Regions from separate parts of the Homo sapiens genome. Here region 2 is linked to region 1. Evidence: read pairs that join two places in POLR2A ChIA-PET (ENCODE). Cell type or tissue: PC-3. All regions are shown on one strand.

Region 1 (8,000 bases):
CCTCCCACCTCAGCCCCTTGAGTAGCTGGGACCACAGGACTATCACCATGCCTGGCTAATTTTTAAATTATTTTCTTTTGTAGAGAGATGCGGTATCACTATGCTGCCCAGACTGGTTTTGAAATCCTGGGCTTCAGTAATCCTCCTGCCTCAGCCTCCCAAAGCTCTGGGATTTTGGGAGTGCACCACTGCACCTAACCTCAAATTGATCTTTTGTTTGCTCCTTGCTTGTTAGTGCTCAAGTCTCTACTAGGAAAATTATGTCTTAAATTATTCCTCATTAATAAGAATTTTATCTTTCACAGGAGCTTTCTGAAAACACTGGCAACTCATACATTCCCAAACTTGCCAGGTCATCAAATTCTTGGCTTCCCACTCTTGACTTCCCGAATCTTCAGATAAGAGGCTTGGAAAACAACATTTTTAAATGATTATCTTCAATGATTCTTATGATCTGGCAAGCTTAGGAAACACGAAGCCTCAAAACCAAGACTGATTGAGGTAATTTTGAGTGCAGAAGACAGTTTTGAGCAGTAACATTCCAAAAGACATGCTACTTTACTAATACCTGTGGCAGCTCTGGTCAATACTTGAGCTGCTACTTTCCCCTACAATGACCATGGCCTTCATCTCTCGTGGATCCTAGAATTCCTTCCTGCTGACTTGAGACATGACCTCAGATTCTTTCTCCATGCAGGTATCCAGGCAGCCACTATCAATTGATAAGACCTGGCATAGAAGGCGAAACTTAAATGCCATCCCTCTCATAAGGTTATCACTAGACTAGGGCAACTTCTCAGCTGACTTTTATTTGGGGAAATACTAAATTATTACATTTTAAAAAGTTTGGGTTAATCTATGGGGTTAAACTTATTTTATTGACTCAGCAATATATACTGATGTAAACTTCACAACTGCAGTATCCGGAAAAAACGGATTATGACTATTTCTTTTATAACAGTTTATATATGCAGACATATTTCTGAAAGGGACAGTGAAAACAAAAATGAGTTTTAGAATTAGAGTTTAAGGTAAATTCTGGCTGTGCCAGCTATATTACCGTACAGCTGTATTACGGCGCATTAGCTGTTAATATTATAATATTAGCTGTACTATCAGCTATCTTAGTAACCAATTAATATATGTCTTTGAATCTTTGATTCTTCATTTCCACAAAAGAGACAAAATACCTCGCACAACTGCTGTAATTTAATATAAACGTTTATGTGTGAAACAGCTAGAAGAGTTTTGGTCACATTATGTGGACATGAAAAAAGCCTAGATTTTCTCCTTTTATTTATTTGAAACAGAAATCTCCATCCATTAGCTGACTCACTTATAAGACTCTTTGTGCGTTCCTCTGTTTGATTACAGAATTTGGGTAATACATGGAAATTTTAATAAACACCCTAAAATGCTATTTATGCAAAGTTTAATAGTTAATATATATTCAAACAAGCAAAATCTTTGAGTAACCTTTTTAATTCTTATGGGCATGTGCCCTAGACTTGTAAGGAAACCATGGAATCAAAGTCTCTTCGAGTTAAATGGGACCCTCAACATCATCGGTACGATGTACTGAATTCTTACAATAGATGAGAGAAGCTAAAATTGGGGCCTCATTTACAAATATGTTTGTCCTGGAGTTAATAAAGTATTGTCTAAAACTAAATTTTCTATTTCTTCAGTAAAGAGTAATGACTGTGAGTAATGTGCAGTCTTCAATTATTGAAGAAATATTAATTTATATTAATGATAAGGCAGGAAATTTAAGCTAACCCAAGAAAAACAGATGTAGGAAAAACCTATGCCCAAAAATGTTTTCTAAATAACTCAAGTAATCAGAAATGTAAATAAATAAGAAAATCCCATTCCTAAACATGAGAGTTATTCAAAATTATACTGAAGTTGAATGTGTACACCTCTCAAGTTTTCCCAAGTTTTGTCTTTCCTCTACTCCTTAAGCATAAGTACTTCTTCAAAACATATATCAGTAGGCTAAAATATCAAAAAGTTAAATTATAGGTTGTTGCTACCTGCAGTATTGCATCAGCTTCAAGGGTCAACCCCTATTTTCTGTCTCTCACCTCCCCTTCCTTGGCTATTCTCAAAGAAACTTGCTAGCTTCTCAACCAATCCTAACAAAAGCAGGCTCAAAACCTTTGAATCTGCAACCTGGTGCAGATTTTAAATTAACCACAGCAATGGAACAGCTACCCACAGTGGTGGTTCCATATGCCCTCTGTTTCTCCTTTACCACCAACGTGGCTAAGCCCAAGGTCTGCCATATGAGGACCCAGCCTCGGGTGTCTGGGCATTCCTTGGGTTGTCACCCTCTGATCCTCCCTCTTATGTTAGCCATTAGACTAGCTTTTTCCTTTGATTCGCCTTCTTCTCTATATTCTATCAGCTCTGTGCCCTTGTACCCATTTAGACTGCGGCCCTACCCTGAGCCCCAGGTGATGTGAAGACCCTAGAAGCTTGCTAGTCTTAGTGTCTATGTCCTTTCCTGAGGAGAAGCTGGTTTCTCTTGCACCTCCTGCATTATCACATCTGTTCAACTCTTCTGCATCATTACCTAGATTTCCTATCATTGCCTTCTGCCCATCAAATCCACTCTTCTGATGCTGGCAGTTGCTGGTATCATGCCCAAGCTTGCTGTGTCTTTTGGGTGCTCTGCTTTTGGAGCCCCCGTCTGATCTCACTGGGGCCACCCTCTCACTTCCCACACCCTAATCTTTGCCACTGTGAGTAGCTCTCCACCCAGTTTTGGCCTTGACCAGCTCCCTGCTGAGGTCCCCATGTGCTTGCTAACAAGGCTGACCTAAGTCAATTCTACCTGTTCCCTTGCCACTAATATGTATCTACATACTTTCGCCTACGAAATGCTGATAGTAACCTTCAAAAGCATCCTTTTAATCTCATCATTCTGATGTTCAAAAGCCCAATATTAATTTTCTATTGTCTACTGCATTTGAAAAATTCTTCTGTTTGGCTGTTAAGAATCTCCCAGTGAGGCCAGGCATGGTGGCTCATGCCTGTAATCCCAGCACTTTGGGAGGCCAAGGCAGGTGGATTACCTGAGATCAGGAGATCGCGACCAGCCTGGCCAACATGGTGAAACCCCATCTCTACCAAAAATACAAAAAATTAGCCGGGCATGGTAGCGGGCACCTATAATCCCAGCTACTCAGGAGGCTGAGGCAGGAGATTGCTTGAACCCGGGAGGCAGAGGTTGCAGTGAGCTAAGATCGTGCCATTTTATTCCAGCCTGGGTAACAAGAGCGAAACTCCGTCAAAAAAAAAAAAAAAAAAAAAACTCCCAATGAAACTATCCTTATAAACTTTATAAAATAAACTGAGCTTGCAGCACATTCAGCATTAATCATTAGGTCAGCTTGCCTTCTGACCTGCTTCCTCATAGTTGTGTGGTGCCTGTTGTTCTAGAATCACATAGACTCTGGATTATAGCTCCCTTAACTGCTCTATAGATAACAACTTGAACATTATGAAAGGTTAAGTTTTCCCTTTGAGATATTCTTTCAACTCCTACATACCAGCAAAACTACTAATGTCAGTTGAAGGACCCCACAAGGAGCTGACTCACCAAAGAATGCAGTTTTCACATCCTGATGATTTTATACCCCTTACCCTGGCCAATCAATAACCCCAATTTTCTAGCCTCTTGCCCTCCATGATTCCCTTAAAAACTCCAGCTCCGAACTCCTTCGGGAGATGGATTTGAGGGTCTCCTCCCATCTTCTCACTCAGCCACCCTGTGATTATTAAACTCTTTCTCTGCTGCAAACCCTTCAGTGTATTGGTTTATTACTGTACAGTGGGCATAAGAACCTGTTGGTCCTGTAAAACCATGGTCCATTCAATCAAATTTCCCAAGAATTCCCAAGAGTCAGATATGATTAGCTCACAGGCCAAGTCCTTTTCTCATGCTGTTGGTTCCACATAATCTGCCCTCCTTCCTCTTCCCTGCATGTTCCAGTCCTACTCGTTGCTCAAAGGCAAGCTCCAGTAGGAATCCCAACATAAAGTCTTTCCTGGACCCTCCAGCTCTTTGGTACATTGACCCAGTATATATATATTTTTTTAACAATTTAGTACTTCTTTCCTAATTGCTTCATACGTTTTGTTAGTCCTGCCGTTCACAGGAGGATTGGAAGGATTCTGTAAGAAATGACCATTTGCTCTACTTTTTTATTTCTTACAGTGCTTAGAACAGTGAGAGGAGGCATAAAATAGACTAATATAAGTACAGTTGGTTTTAAAAGTGCCTTATAGGCAAATCTTTTTCTTTGCATTGAAAACACATTGGTCGAGAAATGGATTCAAGATAGCCAAATAGGAACAGCTCTGGTCTACAGCTCCCAGCAAGATCAACACAGAAGGTGGGTGATTTCTGCATTTCCAACTGAGGTACCCAGTTCATCTCACTGGAACTGGTTGGACAGTAGGTGCAGCCCATGGAGAGCTGCCAAAGCAGGGCTGGGCGTTGCCTCACCCAGGAAGCACAAGGGGTCGGGGAATTTTCTCCCCTACCCAAGGGAAGCTGTGAGGGTCTGAGCCTGAGGAACTCCGGCACAGATACCGTGCTTGTCCCACAGTCTTCGCAACCTGCAAACCAGGAGATCCACTCCGGTGCCTACCCCACCAGGGCCCTGGGTTTCAAGCACAAAACTGGGTGGCCAATTGGGCAGACACTGAACTAGCTGCAGGAGCTCTTTTTTTTTTCCATACCCCAGTGGCGCCTGGAATGCCAGCAAGACAGAACCGTTCACTCCCCTCAAAAGGGTTCCTGAAGCAAGGGAGCCAAGTGATCTGGCTGGGCGGGTCCCACCCCTATGGGGCCCAGGAAACTAAGATCCACTGGCTTGAAATTCTCACTGCCAGCACAGCAGCAGTCTGAGATCCACCTGGGGCATTCGAGCTTGGTGGGGTAGGTGCATCCACCATTGCTGAGGCTTGAGTAGGTGGTTTTACGGTCACAGTGTAAACAAAGCCACTGGGAAGTTCGAACTGGGTGGAGACTTCTGCAGCTCAGCAAGGCTGCTGAGGCCAGACTGCCATATTTCTCCTCTCTGGACAGGGCATCTCTGTAAAAAAGGCAGCAGCCCCAGTCAGGGGCTTATAGCAGACTTAAACGTCCCTGCCTGGTGGCTCTGAAAAGAACACCGGAACTCCCAGCACAGAGTTCGAGTTCTGCAAAGGGTCAGACTGGCTCTCAAGTGAGTCCCTGACCCCCATGTATACTGACTGGGAGAGAACTCCCAGTAGGGGCCAAAAAACACCTCATACAGGAGAGCTCTGGCTGGCATCTGGCAGGTGCCCCTCTGGCTCGAAGCTCCCAGAGGAAAAAACAGGCAGCAATCTTTGCTGCTCTGCAGCCTCCACTAGTGATATCCAGGCAAACAAGTTTGGGAGCGGACCTCCAGCAAACTCTATCAGACTGGCAGCAGAGAGTCCTGACTGTTAGAAGGAAAAGAAACAAACAGGAAACAAACAGAAAGGATTAGCACATCTACTCAAAGACCCCATCCAAAGGTCACCAACATCAAAGACGAAAGATAGAGAAATCCACAAAGATGGGGAAAAACCAGCACAAAAAGCCTGAAAATTCCAAAAACCAGAATGCCTCTTTTCCTCCAAAGGATCACAACTCCTTGCCAGCAAGGGAACAAAACTGGATGGAGAATGAGTTTGACAAACTGCCAGCAGTAGGCTTCAGAAGGTGGGTAATAACAAACTCCTCCAAGCTAAAGGAGCATGTTCTAACCCAATGCAAGGAAGCTAAGAACCTTGAAAAAAGGATAGTTGAATTGCTAACTAGAATAACCGATGTAGAGAAGAACACAAATGACCTGATGGAGCTGAAAAACATAAGTATCAATAGCTGAATCAATCAAGTGGAAGAAAGATATCAGTGACTGAAGATCAACTTAATGAAATAAAGACAGAAGACAAGATTAGAGAAAAAAGAATAAAAAGCAACAAACAAAGCCTCCAAGAAATGTGGGACTATGTGAAAAGACCAAATCTACATTTGATTGGTGTACCTAAAAGTGACGGGGAGAATGGAACCAAGTTGGAAAACACTCTTCAGGATATTATCCAGGAGAACTTCCCCACCCTAGCAAGACATGCCAACATTCAAATTCAGGAAACACAAAGAACACCACAAAAATACTCCTTGAGAAGAGCAACCCAAAGGCACATAATCATCAGATTCACCAAGGTTGAAATTAAGGAAAAAATGTTAAGGGCAGCCAAAGAGAAAGGTCGGGTTATCCACAAACGGAAGCCCATCAGACTAACAGCAGATCTGCCTGCAGAAACGCTACAAGCCAGAAGAGAATGGAGGCCAATATTCAACGTTCTCAAAGAAAAGAAGTTTCAACCACCCAGAATTTCATATCCAGCCAAACTAAGTTTCATAAGCAAAGGAGAAATAAAATCCTTTACAGACAAGCAAATGCTGAGGGATTTTGTCACCAGACCTGCCTTACAAGAGCTCCTGAGGGAAGCACTAAATGTGGAAAGGAACAGCCAGTACCAACCACTGCAAAAACATACCAAATTGTAAAGCATATCAACAGTATGAAGAAACTGCATTAACTAATGGGCAAAACAACCAGCTAGCATCATTAAGACAGGATCAAATTCACACATAACAATATTAACCTTAAATGTAAATGGGCTAAAAGCTCGAATTAAAACACACAGACTGGCAAATTGGATAAAGAGTCAAGACCCATCAGTGTGCTGTATTCAGGATACCCATCTCACATGCAGAGACATACATAGGCTCAAAACAAAGGGATGGAGGAATATTTACCAAGCAAATAAAAAGCAAAAAAAAAGCAGGAGTTGCAATCCTAATCTCTGATAAAACAGACTTTAAACCAACAAAGATCAAAAGAGACAAAGAAGGGCATTACATAATGGTAAAGGGATCAATGCAACAAGAAGAGCTAACTATCCTAAATATAAATGCACCCAATACAGGAGCACCCAGATTCATAAAGCAAGTTCTTAGAAACCTAAAAAGACATTTAGACTCCCACACAATAATAATAGGAGAATTTAATGCCCCACTGTCAATATTAGACATATCAATGAGACAGAAAATTAACAAGGATATTCAGGACCTGGACTCAGCTCTGGACCAAGCAGACATAATAGGCATCTATAGAACTCTCCAGCCCAAATCAACAGAATATTCATTCTTCTCAGCACCTCATCACACTTATTCTAAAATTGGCCACATAATTGGAAATAAAACACTCCTCAGCAAATGCAAAAGAATGGAAATGATAACAAACAGTCTCTCAGACCACAGTGCAATCAGATTAGAACTCAGAATTAAGAAACTCACTCAAAACCACACAACTACATGGAAACTGAACAACCTGCTCCTGAGTGACTACGGGGTAAATAACGAAATGAAGGCAGAAATAATATGTTCTTTCAAACCAATGAGAACGAAGGCACAATGTACCAGAATCTCTGGGACACATTTAAAGCAGTGTTTAGCGGGAAATTTATAGCACTAAATGCCCACAGGAGAAAGCAGAAAAGATCTAAAATTGACACCCTAACATCAAAATTAACAGAACTAGAAAAGCAACAGCAAACAAATTCAAAAGCTAGCAGAAGACATGAAATAACTAAGATCAGAGCAGAACTGAAGGAGAGACATGAAAAAAACCCTCAAAAATATCAATGAATCCAGGAGCTAATTTTTTGAAAAAAATCAACAAAATAGATAGACCACCAGCCAGACTAATAAAGAAGAAAAGAGAGAAGATTCAAATAGATGCAATAAAAAAATGATAGAGGGGACATCACCACTGATCCCATAGAAATACAAACTACCATCAGAGAATACTATAAACACCTCTATGCAAATAAACTAGAAAATCTAGAAGAAATGGATAAATTCCTGGACACATACACACTCTCAAGTCTAAGCCAGGAAGAAGTTGAAT
Region 2 (8,000 bases), 100 kb after region 1:
AAGGCTTCCAACTGTATTTTGAAATTTTTCAATTCCAGACGTTCTGTTTGGTTCTTTCTTAATACAGCTATGTCATCTTTTGAATTGGATTGTTTTTCTGGCTTCTTTGTGTTGGATTTCATCTTTCTCTTGGACCTCATTGAGTTTCTTTGCTCCATATATATTCTGAATTTTATACTGTCATTTCAGATATTTCATTCTGGTTAGGATCCATTGCTAGGGAGCTAGTGTGATCCTTTGGATGTGACAAAACACTGGCTTTTGTATTGTCGGAGTTCTTGTGCTGGTTCCTTCTCATCTGAGGGAGCCGATGCTGCTTCTTTTTTTTTTTTTTTTTTTTTTGTTTTTGTTAATTTGCTATTGTTTGGCTCGGGCTTTTTGATTTTTAATTTCTGTTTTCCCTTGAGGGTATGACTGACGTATGTTGCTTGTGATCAGTTGGCTTTGTTTCTGGGTGCTTTCAGAGGGCCAAGGCTCTGTATGGGTTCCTTGGTTGCAGATAAATTCATATGGTGGTTTTGTCAGATATTGTTTATTGTAGCAACATATTTTTGTTTGGTGTTATGATTTAGGCTGCAGTCCAGTAGGTGGCACTTAAGATTAAGAATTGGCAGGTGGGCTCTTAACTCTGCACATGCTTACCCTCAGCAGAGGTGGAGGCGGTGGAGAAGCCTGAAAAGTGCTCCACCTTTGGTGAGGGTGTGCTCACCTTTGGTGAGGGTGAAGCTTCTGGAGAAGTCTAAGAAATGGCCCCTTTCAGACCCCGTTCCCTGGACCCCAGTGGGAAGAGCCACTGCTGTCTCTGCAACAGTGCACTGGGGAGTGGTGGGGATTAAGAGATTACCCCCTCTTCAAGTTCATTCCCAGATTTTGGTGGTCCCTCCTTTTGTGGCTGGCACCACACTTGTGTTTCCTTTGACCCAAGGTGGGTTTTGGTGGGGTGCTCTCCCTTCTCCCTCAGGGGCAGTCCCTGCCAAGGGTTAGATCTCCATGGGAGTGGAGTCTGCCTCCCTCCCGCTCCTCAGAACTAGTGAGACACTCTCCCTGAACTGTCCATGAAAGCAGACTGGGGTGCCCAGCAGTGACACACATAGACCAGTTTTAGGTTGCAGAGCTGTCCCTGGCTGCGAGTCTTGCATCCTAGGAGAAACCTCAGCTTCACAAGTCTCTTCCTGCTCCAGTCCTGTGATGGGAAAGTCTAATTTCAGTGCTTGCTGCTTGGGTGCTTTCCACACTCGCCACTCAATTCTGACTGTGAGGGTCCTTTCCCCACTCCAGGGCAAGTGCTTCAGTCTCTGGCCTGAGACTAAAATGCCTGCAATGGCTGCTGCTGCCAGGTTGCCAAACAGTGACTTACTTTGCATGAGCCCAGATTAGAAATGGCATCCTCTGGCTGGGTGTGGTAGCTCAAGCCTGTAATCCCAGCACTTTGAGAGGCCAAGGCAGGTGGATGACTTGAGGTCAGAAGTTCAAGACCAGCCTGGCCAACATGGTGTAAACCCCGTCTCTACTAGAAATACAGAAATTAGCCAGGTGTGGTGGTGGGCGCCTGTAATCCCAGCTACTCAGGAGGCTGAGGCAGGAGAATCACTTGAACCCGGGAGGCAGGAGGTTGCAGTGAGTCAAGATCATGCCACGGCACTCCAACCTGGGCAACAGAGTGAGACTCCATTTCCAAAAAAAAAAAGCATTTTCCTCTTATTCCCATGCCTGGGAAAATGCCTGCAGCTTTTCCTGGTGTCTTTTCCTGTCTCAGTCTCTCAGCCTTTTCCCAGTTTAGTGTCAGTGTTTGGGAGAAACAGGGCGCTCTCCCATGGCCTGGGTTGCACAGATCCCCAGTGGAAAGGTGAGTCACAGAGGGATACTGACTGTCCCTTTCATGTACTGGAGCTTCACTTACTTTTCTCAGCCAAATGCTGTCCCTGGGGCTGCCTGCCCACCTTCTTCTTCCTGGGTTCTGGGGTGTTCTTTGCATTCTGGTGAATCCTGTTTTCTTTCTTGAATTAAAGCTTGCAGAGTTGATCTTTATGCACTATTTTGCTAATTCCAAGTGGCTGAGGCACACTCAAAACCTCTAATCCACAATCTTGGGAAAAAAATCTGCCTGGATTGACTCTGATTGCAAATATAGAATGCCAACATTTAGTGACCTCAGACTATGTGATACTCTTGAGTATCTCTCAAAGCCTGAAAGAACTGATGCTGGGGAAGATGCCCAAGACTTATTTAGTCTAGGCTTTTTGTGTAGATTCTCTCTCTCTTTTTAAAAAAATCTACTTATTTATTTTTGATTCTCTGATTTCTATCCTTGGGTATAGTTTGACCGCTAAAAGATAATAATCTTAATAACATATTGTACTCCTTGTAGCATTGCCTTCATTGCATTATCTTTTAATACTTACATCAATTTTTAAGTAAAGTCGTTATGGGAAGCAATTATGTTAAACTTTTTTTTTTTTTTTTTTGAGACAGAGTCTCGCTCTGTTGCCGTGGCTGGAGTGCAGTGGCGCGATCTTGGCTCACTGCAATCTCTGCTTCCTGGTTCAAGCAGTTCTCCTGCCTTAGCCTCCAGAGCAGCTGGGACTACAGACATACACCACTACGCCTGGCTAATTTTTGTATTTTTGGTAGAGGCGGGGTTTCACCATGTTGGCCAGTCTGGTCTTGAACTCCTGACCTCAAGTGATCTGCCTGCCTTAGCCTCCCAAAGTTCTGGGATTATAGGCATGAATCACTGCGCCCCGGCAATTATGTTTAGCTTTCTAATGACTTTCCTGAAAAACTGTTGCTGAGAACGTTAAGTACTACTTCACACTTTGTTTTTCAGATACATTCCTATATGATACAATTCTTTATAAATTCAGTGCTACAGATACAGTTAATGAGAGGGACCTTGGATATCATGTGTTTTCAACTGTTGTACAGATGAAGAAACCATGGCTTGGAGAGGTCAACAAAAAGTAGCTAGCCTGGAACCTGGTCTAGAAATTGTGTCTTCTAACAACAGGCCCAGTTTTGTTTTGTTTTGTTTTTTAACGTTTGGAAGTTGAGTTAGCATTGACATAATGTAAAATTAGCCATTTAAAAATGAGTGATTCATTGGTATTGAGTTCATTCACCATGGTATGCAACCACCACCTCTAATTAGTGTCAGAACATTTTTATCACCCTAAAAAGAAGACTGTATCCATTAAGCCATTTTCCTCTTCCGCCCCAGCCCGTGGCAGTCACCAATCTGAGTTCTGTTACTATGGATTTATGTATTCTGGATATTTTATATAAATGAAATCACACAAACTGTGGCCTTTGTGTCTGGCTTCTTTCATTTAACATAAGTTTTTTAAGCTCATTCATATTATAGCATGTACTAGTACGTTATTCCTTTTCATGGCTGAATTATAGGTAGATACCACAATTTGTTCATTCACTGATAAACATTTGGGGCATTTCCTCCTTTTGGCTATAGTAATTAGTGCTGCTGTGAACATGTGTGTACATGTTTCTGTTTGAGTACCTGGTTTTAATTATTTTGGGTATGTACATAGGAGTGGAATTGCTGAGTCATATCATAATTCTGTGTTCAATTTTTTGAGAAACTGCCGATTGTTTTACACAGTGGCAGCACCATTGTACATACCTCCATTTTGTTTTTATCTTCCTTGTCCTCCATCATGCTGAGATCATGCTGACTTGAAAAAGAAAGCCAAAAATTAGTCGTTTTGTTTGAGGTACGAACTCTCGGTACATCTTTTGCAACAGATTTTTCAACCAGTTTTATCTGTTATTTTTCCAGTGGTTTATTGAATTGTATTTTGTTTTATTCCTTTCATTCAAACTGAGGTGAATTTCTTTTCCCTTATTATATTTATGTTCCTAAAACCTATGGGAATGATTTTGGAGGTCTAATTAAATATCAGTCTATTTATTGCACAAAATAAAAGGAAAATAATCAAAAAGAAATAGCAACACTGAAATAGTCTTGGGTACTTTGAAGGAGTTATGTTAGGTTTTAATTGACTTAAGTACAGGTCAGATCTCTTTGTCTTCTACCTTTGCTCTAGGAGTCAGTTTGTAGGGCTCGGTTTTGAGTGTCCTTAAATTTGAGGCCATCGTATTGCTGTGACATATTTACTAAAACAATTTCTTGTATTATATTTGATCAATGGATTTGTAGAAAACGTAAATGGCTTAAGATAGGTTAAATACTATTCAAATATGTCTTTTTCAACTTTTAAGTTCAGGGGTACATGTGCAGGATGTGCAGATTTGTTACATAGGTAAGTGTGTGCCATGGTGGTTTGCTGCACAGATCATCCCATCACCTGGGTATTAAGCCCAGCAACCATTAGCTGTTCTTCCTGATGCTCTCGCTCCTCCCATCCACACCTGCCAGACAGGTGCCAGTGTGTATTTTTCCCATCTGTGTGTCCATATGTTCTCATCATTCAGCTTCTACTTGCAAATGAGAACATGCAGTGTTCGGTTTTTTTGTTCCTGCATTAGTTTGCTGAGAATAATGGCTTCTAGCTCGACCCATGTCCCTACAAAGGATGTGATCTTGTTAGTCTCTTGTTCCTTTTTATGGCTGCATAGTATTCCATGGTGTATATGTACCACATTTTCTTTATCCAGTCTATCGTTGATGGGCTTTTGGGTTGAATCCATATTTTTGCTACTGTGAATAGTGCTGTAGTGAACATACATGTGCATGTATCTTTATAATAGAATGATTTCTATTCCTTTGGGTATATACCCAGTAATGGGATTGCTGGGTCAAGTCGTATTTCTGCCTCTAGTCTTTGAGGAGTTGCCACACTGTCTTCCACATGGTTGAACTAATTTACACTCCCACCAACAGTGTAAAGCATTCCTTTTTCTCCACAACCTCATTAGCATCTGTTGTTTCTTGACATTTTAATAATCGGCATTCTGACTGGCGTGAGATGGTATCTCATGTTTTTTTTAATTTTTTTTTGATTAGCATTTCTCTAATGATTAGTGATGTTGAGCTTTTCATCTGTTTCTTTTGCAAAGTGTCTCTTCATGTCTTTTGTTTGTTTAAGGGCTTTCTTTTAACACACAGAACATCGTTCCTTGCTTCAGTGCCTACTCATATTATGGTCTCTTTATCAGTTATTCTGTTCTTCACCTGGCTATATCCTTATAATTCTTGGAGACTAATCTTAGGTGTCGCATTTTCCAAGATGCTTCCTCTGACTGACCCCCCTGCCCCACCCTTTCTAGCTGAGTCAGATGATATGTTCCTTCCTAAAGTCTTGTAATAACTGAAGCATATGTCATTTTACTTACTGTATTGTTTTGTAATTATATGTATGTTGTCTCCTACAAAACTGTGAGCTTTTTGATTCCAGGAAAACTATGCTTTATTTACCTTTGAAATTGCAGAACCTTACTATCCTAGGCACATGATAGACTTCAGTAAATGTTTAGTGAATGAATGAAAGAAGCTTCTAGTTTAGAAGAGGCAAATATGCATAAATAACTATTGTAGAATTGTAAATTGTGCAGTGGAAGCAGAGAATACAATGAAAAATATATTTGGGAAGAGTGTGAGGTGTTTATGAGGGAAGGTTTGCTTCATGGGAGATAACAATTTCAGCTGGTTCTTGAGGGGAACTTGATAGAATTTTTTGCTAGGGAGTAAAAGTAATCCATCCTAGAGAACAGAAGCAAGAGAGCAAGTCATGATCATGGAAAAGCCAAGTATTTTAGAATCTTTCTCAAAGGTCATTTTGGCAGTAAGGAGGATGGAATACAGGGAGAAGCAGTAATGATATAGTCATGCAGCTATAATGAAGGTTTTGTGTCAAGCTTTGGCTGTGAGGAAGGGAAGGTTTCAAAAGATACTTAAGATATAAAATGGTCAGGCAGGCCCTGATAGCTAATTGGCTGAAAAATTCCAAGAGGATAATCCAAGGCAACTCTAGAATTTCTCTTCTCAGTAATTGGGTAGGTATTGATGCCTCCTTTTAAAAAAGTAAAGGAATATAGGAAACATTTGGGATCTTGAATGAATTTAATTTTGGACATGATAAGTTTATGATCTTTATGACAAATTCAGGTAGGAGCGTTCAGTGTGTAGTTGAATATAAGTTTCTGAAACTCAGGAGATATTTCTGAGCTGGAGGCACAGTTTTGGAAGTCACAGTACATATGGGTGGACATATAAATGGTGGACTAGAAAACTCAAGGATTGCATATCTAGTAAGACTATAAGAAGGTAAAAACAGAACCCTGGGAATTGCAAGCTTTCTTCTGCTTAAAGGTAATCAAGGGCATACTTGCAAACTAGTGTTAATTTTTCTTGGTCCCTTTTATTTCCTGTATGCTTTCCCAACTTTAATCAAAATGGCAGTAAAATTATGTTGAGATATCATGTCTTGGACTCAGCATCAGATAAACCTTATAGCAAGTGTGGGGCTGTAGCAGTACTAAAACATTCATGGCTTATTTTCAGGGGGGGTGTTGCTGCCTACTCAGTTTTATCCAGTTATTGCCTTGCAGGTGTGCAATTCCACCGATTCCTGATTCCAGATATTTCTGTTTTTCAAGAAAAGCCAGAAATCCTGATTTTTACAGATTTTTAAATGCTTACTCAGAATTTTAAAAAGTGCTGTTGTTGGTCAGGTAAAACATTGTCAGTTTCTGATCCCTTTCTCAATCCTTACATTCTCTGTAACAAAGAGCAACTAGTATCACCTTCTGAGGTATTGAAATGTACTTGTTTCTGTTGCATACTAGGATGAAAGAAAAAACTTGACTGGAAGCTCCAGAAAATTATAGTGGAAAAGGAGACAGACTGAGTCCCTGGGCTTAGAAGATTTAGAGATTGAGTGAGTAATAGAGGTTATAAGTCAGATGGGCTGAGACCCATCTTTAGTGACTGTACTGGCAGTGAATCAATCATTGCCACCTTTGGCTCCTTGTTTGCTGAGGTCTTGTTGTTTCTGGGACTTGAAACTGGAATGGTTTTTAGGGAGGATTTTTTTCTATTATTTTGTCCTGCATATTTTAGTACAAAATTATAAACACAATACAAAAAATACTTGGTGTTTCGCCCCAAGAACATAACCAACATGAATGGAAATGTTTCTGTCAGCTTGTGGCTTTCAAAATCTGAACACCTGATACACCAAATGAACTCACAGGATGATTTGTTAGGGCTGACTGTATTATCTTTATTTATTTATTTATTTTTGTTGAATCAGTTTAAAGAATTTTTACAGGAAGTCTCCTATTTATTCTATAGAAAAATCAAGGAGGTAATTGGAACTGACCTTTGGCTCTTCTGTTGGTTGACCCTGTGGAAATAAAGAGTTATGATTCCTTGAGTTTGTGTGTTCACTTTTAGGAACAGATTTCTCTGGAAGTAAATTCCACTTGTATAACAATTAGATCTTACAGTTAAAAATTATAATTAAAAAATGTGTCACAAGATATTATAATTTGATCATTGATTCTTGCTCTAACCACCTTTTGGCCATATCAGATTATGAGAGGAAGTTAAGGAGTAGGCCTCCTGAGTAAAGGAGGTGTGATTTTTTTTTTCTTTGAGGTGGGAGTATAGTTGGAACTAAATAAACTACGTGTGAATTTACCATATCAACTAAAATTTTGATCAAATGGTTTTTTTAAATTGTGTGGTACATATTTTATATATATTTATAGTTTCCCTTAAGGTTTTCTATACCAGAGTTGTTGATCTATTATTTCCTTATACTAATGTTAGGGATGATAAAAGCTATGAGATGAATCTAAGCAGTTAATTTTAATATCATGTGGAAATAGTTTTGTCTATGTTTTATTAAATGTCGAATGAATTGTGACTTTTACATTTTTTTTCTCTTTCATTTGTTCTTTTGGGCACTGATAAGTCTAACCATGTATCAGTTTATTATAATTCATGGCTAGTGCCATCTGGCTGTCGTTCTCCCTCTTTTGTAAAATCATCTTGTACTTGTGATTATTTATATATGGTT

What was found. Peaks named below come from ENCODE experiments on the same cell type or tissue, not always from the same donor. Only the 100,000 strongest peaks of a DNase experiment are listed, where the experiment ranks them.
Region 2: POLR2A ChIA-PET joins it to region 1 with 11 read pairs; 2 of 35 experiments call an interaction of 5 or more read pairs at or near these places.

What each region holds. Positions count from the first base shown.
Region 1 is chr7:18,009,634-18,017,633 of GRCh38, reverse strand. No RefSeq gene overlaps it. Among named protein-coding and RNA genes, the nearest start is that of PRPS1L1, 14 kb to the left of the region's middle. In PC-3, no CTCF peak of the experiment used is centred here; a DNase peak (open chromatin) is centred at 3,433; H3K27ac peaks cover 1,654 bases.
Region 2 is chr7:17,906,103-17,914,102 of GRCh38, reverse strand. The region is part of intron 1 of SNX13 (sorting nexin 13); the gene reads left to right. Among named protein-coding and RNA genes, the nearest start is that of SNX13, 30 kb to the left of the region's middle. In PC-3, no CTCF peak of the experiment used is centred here; no DNase peak of the experiment used is centred here.